Linked DNA regions of Mus musculus: region 1 is linked to region 2. A link is a contact called in ENCODE Hi-C or POLR2A ChIA-PET data. All regions are on one chromosome and are shown on one strand. Each heading gives the region's core, a stretch centred on a gene start or an enhancer-like site at or near the end of the contact. The rest is flanking DNA. Distances are from core to core; before and after follow the strand shown. Region 1 has its middle 34 kb from the start of 2310043L19Rik. Region 2 has its middle 29 kb from the start of Gm51282.

Region 1 (3,447 bases), core at 261-2,760, 68 kb after region 2:
AGCATTCAAAACTTAAGACTGCTAGATATATAACTAAAGAGAAATGTATAATACATAAATATATTAGAAAATAGAAATGTCGTTCTCTTCACAACAAAAAACTCTTGATAAACTAGGCACAGATGAACACTACTTAAGATATCATCCCCTCCCCCACCCCAAAAAGGAAAATGTTTTCCTCTGAAGTTAGAAAAAGACATGAGCCGAAGGGCTGGATGTGGAGGCACACGCCTTTAATCCCAGCAGTTGGGAGGCAGAGGCGGGCGGATCTCTGTGAGTTCAAGGTCAGTCTGGTGTGTGAATCAAATCCAGAACAGCCACAGCTCTGTTACATAAAGAAAACCTGTCTTGAAGAACCAAAAAATAGAAAAGAAAAAGACAAGATCTCATAGGAGAAGGCTGTTTTCATCTTTGGTGTGAGCAGCTTCTAACTGCAGTGGGGCTTTTAAATACAGACTCACAATGGCTCAATGTGCTGGAAGGAACATGTTGGGTGCTCAGCCTGAATGGGACCTCTATGTCCCCCTCCAAAGCAAACACGATCAGGAGAGGGGAGAAGAGTGTGAGAGCAGGAGGGTCAGAGGGAGTATTAAAACCTTGCCTTCTGGACATGACATGGCTGCTGTACCCATGAACTCACAGCAGCTGTAGCTACCTACACAACAAGGCCTGCAGGAGACCAGGCCCACCACCATTCCATTAGGAAGGAGCCTTTAGATCCAAATCCCTCCACAAGGAGCAATAGGCAATTCACGATCACTGGAAGAGGGGATAGGGGAGTTACAGTCACTCAGTACAAGTGTAGCCCTTGCTCAAGTTAATAAGCCTCACCCATGCACATACAAGAGGCCCTAATCAAAGGCAGTGGGCCAGGAGAGAGGGGGAAGAGAGGAGACTTAAGAAGAAGAGAATATTTCATGGTAGGTGGAAGAAGATAGGAGAGGATGGAGGAGGGTAAACATTAATCCAAAATCTTTATACACACACACATACACAGATACACACATACACACATCACAAAAATGTTAAATAAATAAGTAAATGGGTTTTAAAAAGAAGGGGCTGAGATCCCACAATCCCCTTGAAAGGCAGGCCCTCCATGACTTGAAAGCCTCTCACAGTTCTTACCATGCTCCATAGAGGCAAGCTAGGAGCGAGTCTTCACCACACAGCCTTCTGGGAACACTTAAGTCATTGCAGGACCCTTTGAAAAATAAAGTTACACAATATTCTCCAAAGGCATAAAAGAAACTCTAAATATGTAGAGAACTGGTTCATTTCTATAAATGTCAGTTTTCCACAAACTCATCACAATTCTGCTTATACTAAACTCCATATACTGGTCAAAACAGAACAGAGACAGAAGAACAAAGGGCCGAGAGCAGATAAAGTCAGCTTTGAAGATAAAGGACTGAGGAGGCCAACAGGTGCACTGCCAGATGCTTAAAATGTTTATAAACTTACTGTGCTTGTGACAGAATGGTGCTGGCATAGATAGACAAACAGAAAAGGACAGACTAGGAGCTGAGAGCCAGACTGGGTGTTTATGTAAGTACTCTTCACACAAAGGCATTTTGAGTCTCTGGTACATGAAAAACTCTCAAAAACTCAAGGGTGTAAGATGCAGATAATCTGATGGCATTAAAAAAAAGGCATGTGAGGGCATTCCATTGGCAAGGGTCTACAGATGCTCACGAACATCTAAGGGGATATCAGACTTCGTTAGCCATTAGAGAGAAGCATGTTGGCAGCCCAAGGTCCATCGATGCATACCTGCAAGAGTGGCTGAAATAAATTTAGGAACAGCTCCATGTATTAAGAGGGCTGTGTCACACATTGCTGGAGTCTGTGTTTCCCATACCTGTGTGTTGTGGTGGCATCTCCTCGTGGTTTTGCGCATGACCACGATATTTGCATATCTTGAGCTGTCCAATAGTCATGTAGCTTTCTTCTCTGCCAAGTTTCTCTGTGAGTCACCCAGCTCATTCTCCTTGGCTTTATAGAATGTGTTTTGTTTATGTGTTTTCACTTCATACAGGGTCTTTATCTTCTCTGTGGGGTGCCATGATGATCAGTGATGCCAACTTGACTGGACCTGGAATCAACTTCCAGAGAAGCCCTTGGACACATCAGTTGAATTAATGTGGGAAGACCCACCCTAAGCATGCCATACCTCTCTCCTCTGGCAAGCCAGATAAATAGAAGTCTGAGGAAGAAAACCACTTTCTTTTTGCCTGCTTGCCTTCTTGTAGTACTGGCAAGTTCACCTAACCTGATTGCACAATGTTGCTGTCGCCACTGTTGGACTATTAGACCACGTAAGACAACACAAAAAGCCTCATTTTACTATCCACTCACTCATTCCATCAATTCTGCTCCTTTAGAGAAGTCTGGTAAATAGTTACTTTTTAACTCTTGCATCTGTATCCTAAAGACCATAGAAATTGTTCTTTCAAGTATATATGTGTATACAGTATCTCCAAGAAGATATGTAAAAATGTATTCCTGGAGGGCAGGGCTGATGGGGGTAGGGAGGAGTAAAGAGCCCGGATATTATGGTTAAAGTCTGAGATGACCCCACAAGCTCATGTCTTTGAACACTTGTTCCCTAGTTGATGACGCTGTTTGGGGAGCTGATGGAACCTTTAGGAGGTGGGACCTAGCTGGAAGCGTCAGTGGAGGGTAGACCACGAGCCAGAATAAACCCTCTCTCCTGTAAGTTGTTTCTGTCAGACACTGTCCCGACCATGAGAATGCGGCGGATACTTTAGGGAATGGATGTGGTTGGGATACACTTGGCTTTGTATCCTTCTGTGGTTTTTGTTGCATTCTTTGTTGCTGTTCTTTACTTATGATTTGCATGTCTTTAAGACAAGGGAAAGGGGGCTGGCGAGATGGCTCAGTGGTTAAGAGCGCCGACTGCTCTTCCAAAGGTCCGGAGTACAAATCCCAGCAACCACATGGTGGCTCACAACCATCCGTAATGAAATCTGATGCTCTCTTCTGGAGTGTCTGAGGACAGCTACAGTGTACTTAACATATAATAAATAAATAAATCTTTAAAAAAAAAAAAGACAAGGGAAAGGCACTGCAGCAATTAAGTAATGATAGCTTTTAATCCAGCCATAGTCTACAATAACAGCAATGAGAAGGAAAAGGCTAAGATGGCCGCCCTTGGTGGGAGATTCCATCTCCATGACCCAGTCCTCCCAATCCTCCCATTTCACTAAGTCTGTCCTCTCATTCTCACCACAAGGCAGCATGCACAGAGGCATTGTGCTCAGGCTATCAGCCTTGTCCTCCAACACTTCCCCTTCCTCTCAAGTTAGCTCCCCTAAGTTACCTGCCTTCTCTACACTCCAGGTAAGGAGCAGAGCTCCTACTATATTGTCCGAAAGCCTCAAGGATGACTCTCGGTGGCCCCATCTCCTTCAGCAGAGGTGATGG
Region 2 (3,059 bases), core at 264-2,763:
GAAAGCCAGGCTAACGTGGCATCGGTGGCAGTTGGGTGGAGAGGAGAAATCACCACAACATGGTCTAGGAGAGAGACATCGGCAATAGAAGAGGCAAAAAGGCTAGGAGAAGAAGCATAAATCTGACTTAGCCCCCTCTCCTCTCTCACCTGAGGGCCTTCCTCTGCCCACCGCAGCCTGCCCAGACTTCTTTAGGTAACCACTGATAGGCCCAGGGCAAGGATCTAGACTGTACCCCAGAGCCGTCCAGCCCTAGCTCTCAGCTGGCCTTCTTTCACACTCATCCATTTGTTTGTGTGTAGAGCTGCCCTGCCCATGTCTCTCAATCAGGGACCCTCCCTGGTGTTAGAGCTCTGCTTTCTTCTCTGTGAGGCACACCCAGAAGACAATGAGGAATGAGTACTCACTTCATTCCTGGTTTACATATGGCTGCCCCAGGCACTCTGGTCCTCCAGGGAAGACTCCTTCTATCCTGATACTTACCTTCAGGGTCCATTCCTTCAAGCCTTGGCAATGCTCCTTGACTCTGTGACACCCAGGGGATCGTCCTGGTGGCTGAAGCTGAGGTTGTGAGTGACAAAGAACTGATCCCAGAAGGTAAAGAAGGAGACTTTTGCCCAGAGTCAAATCTCTCACCCTTCATTGTTGAAACTTTGTTGCCTCCAACTTGGAGTTCAATACAAATGAGATTCCAAGTTGCCCTGCCAGGGACCTGCTCATTTTTTAATTCTGCAGTGGTTTGCCCCCAGATATATACAAGTGTTAATATGTGTTAATAAAATGTGTGGGTGGAGAATCCCATCAGAAACACCTGCCACTTACACTGGGCCTTCTGTCCCTAAGGAGAAGGAGGAAGCATACCTTACCAGACGGGTCCTCTTCAGTTTTGTGATTTTTGCTGTGTAGCAACTGCCATTTGCCTAGAAGGTACAGGGCCCTGGAGAAGTGGTGGTTAGGGATGGGGGTGGGGGTGGGAGTGGGGGGGGGAGGTGTCTTTAATCTTGAAGAGGGCCATTTAGCCGAATGGCAGATCTTACAGCCACAGAGGGCACTGTATGGAACAGCTTGCCAGTGCTTGCGGTGAGGTTATTATTGCCTCCCTCCAACACAACATCCTACTTTCTCTTTTCTTTTTTTTTCCAAAATAAAATGACTTCTTGATAAAGTCTCTTTGTTCAGTGCCTGCAAAATCCATCACTACCAGCCTTCTGCGTAAGTAAGCTGCACACAAGACAATGGGTGGGTGGGGAGTGGGCAGAGAGCCGAGTGGGCTGGGATGGAGTCTGCAGAGCAAGCAAGAGAGCCCTCGGGGTCAGCTGCAAAGCTCAGGCTTCAGGTTCAGCCCTTGAAGGCCTGCCCAGGTCTGGACAGTAGGAGCCCTTTAGAATCAGACAAGCCCGAGTTTTGTTCCGGGAGGACGAACTCGCGGCTAAGCCGCGTGCGAGCTGTTCACCGAGGTGTCTCGGCCAGGTGGTAATTTCTCCTGTTGTCCTGTAACTTGGCTTGAAGCGGAAGATGACCCATGTCACCTGGCGCCCTGATAACAGAAAGCAAATTCCAGCAAAAAGTGTCCATGCCTCGGTTGGCCATTACCATGCCCAGCAGGCTGCTCCCTGCCATCTGGCTACCTCAGAGAGCGCACAGCCGCTCTGCTCCTCGCCCACCTGGCTTCAGCTGCCTCCCAACCCCAGTGACAGGGCAGCATGGCCAACACTGGGCACAAACTGGGCTCTGATTTACCTGTTTTCTGCTCCAGGGATTCTGGGTCCAGGTCTCCTAATGTGTCTGTGCCCCAGTTTTCCACTGAATTGATGTGTCCCTCTCTTGGGAGGGGCAATCTTTTTTCAACTTTAATTTACAAATACTGAGAATGTCAAAGCTCAAATGCATTTGCAGAATTCAAGTTCAATTCATTGTCAGAGGACTTGAGCAGAAATTTCCAAAGGTATTAAGTGTAGAAAATATGTCCTGGATACAGGGACCTTCAAGGGCAAGTTACTACCACACTGTCATCTAGACCATCCCTTATTTTGACATCATGTTACAAAGATGGGAACTGGGAAGAGACCATTCACAGCCACTGGGCAGGAAGTGATTGGATACACTGTTGCACATGCTCTTTAGAGAGGACTTGAAATACAGCCAGGAAAGTTGCTTGTGCTGTTCCCGCTGCTGTGAGCACCTCACGTGGCCTCATTACACAAGAGGATTGCAAAAACATATGCAATAAAATAAAATTCATAGATATGCAAAAAGTCAGAGGCTGAACAGGAAAATAAGAAGAAAGCTCTGATATCAGATACATGGACGACAGGCTGAGAACTCAGAGGAGCCACGGAAGACAGATGTGGGAGCTGGTTAGGGGTGGACGTTTTCTGAAAAGTCCTTCTCACCAGCCGTGGTGGTGTTGATCAAGAACTGCATATGCAATGAATACTCGGCTCACGTGGAGTTAAAGTGTGTTTCTACCTTCAAGAATCTCAGGATTCCCTCCTGTCCCTCCCCACACCTGATCCTGAACCACCCCACCATGGGGAGATTCCCAAAAGCTGTTGCCTGTATGTGGGAGATGTTTTAGCTGGGCTGCCTTGTCTGGCCTCAGTGGAAGAGATTGCACCTAGCCCTGAGGAGACTTGATGTGCCAGGATGTGGGGTGGGATGCCCAGGGGCTGGGGGAGAGGAAAGGATTGTGGAAGGGTGACAGGGCGGGGGGAGGGGGGGCAGTGATTGAAATGTAAAGTAAATAAGTAAAAATGAAAATAAAGAACCTTGGGAATTGGAAGCTAATAAAAAGATTATCCTTCCTCTCTCTCTCTCTCTCCCTCTCCCTCTCCCTCTCCCTCTCCCTCTCCCTCCCTCCCTCCCTCCCTCTCTCTCTGTGTATCCTCTGTTTATCCTCTGTGTGTGTGTGTGTGTGAGAGAGAGAGAGAGAGAGAGAGAGAGAATACACCTGGTAGCCTATGGTCACTTTTCACTTCTCCGTGTCCATGTGGGGCTGCCTGATCTCTCAGCCATCTGGGCCTACACAGCAAGACATTTCCCCTGTCCCAGATAGATCC

Evidence for each region. A loop is a pair of places that touch in the nucleus more often than their neighbours do. ChIA-PET counts read pairs that join two places held with the same protein, here RNA polymerase II (POLR2A).
Region 1: a map of T-helper 1 cell shows a loop between it and region 2 (2.2-fold over the local background). The contact joins two enhancer-like sites. A Hi-C loop is called at or near these places in 1 of 37 maps with a recorded cell type or tissue (T-helper 1 cell). POLR2A ChIA-PET finds 5 or more read pairs at or near these places in 1 of 5 experiments (Patski).

What each region holds. Positions count from the first base shown.
Region 1 is chr1:177,674,938-177,678,384 of GRCm38, forward strand. No RefSeq gene overlaps it. Among named protein-coding and RNA genes, the nearest start is that of 2310043L19Rik, 34 kb to the left of the region's middle. Within about 2 kb of position 1,511, at least 1 of the 3 ENCODE cell types and tissues checked has a DNase peak (open chromatin) inside an H3K27ac peak, as active enhancers do.
Region 2 is chr1:177,607,334-177,610,392 of GRCm38, forward strand. No RefSeq gene overlaps it. Among named protein-coding and RNA genes, the nearest start is that of Gm51282, 29 kb to the left of the region's middle. Within about 2 kb of position 1,514, at least 1 of the 3 ENCODE cell types and tissues checked has a DNase peak (open chromatin) inside an H3K27ac peak, as active enhancers do.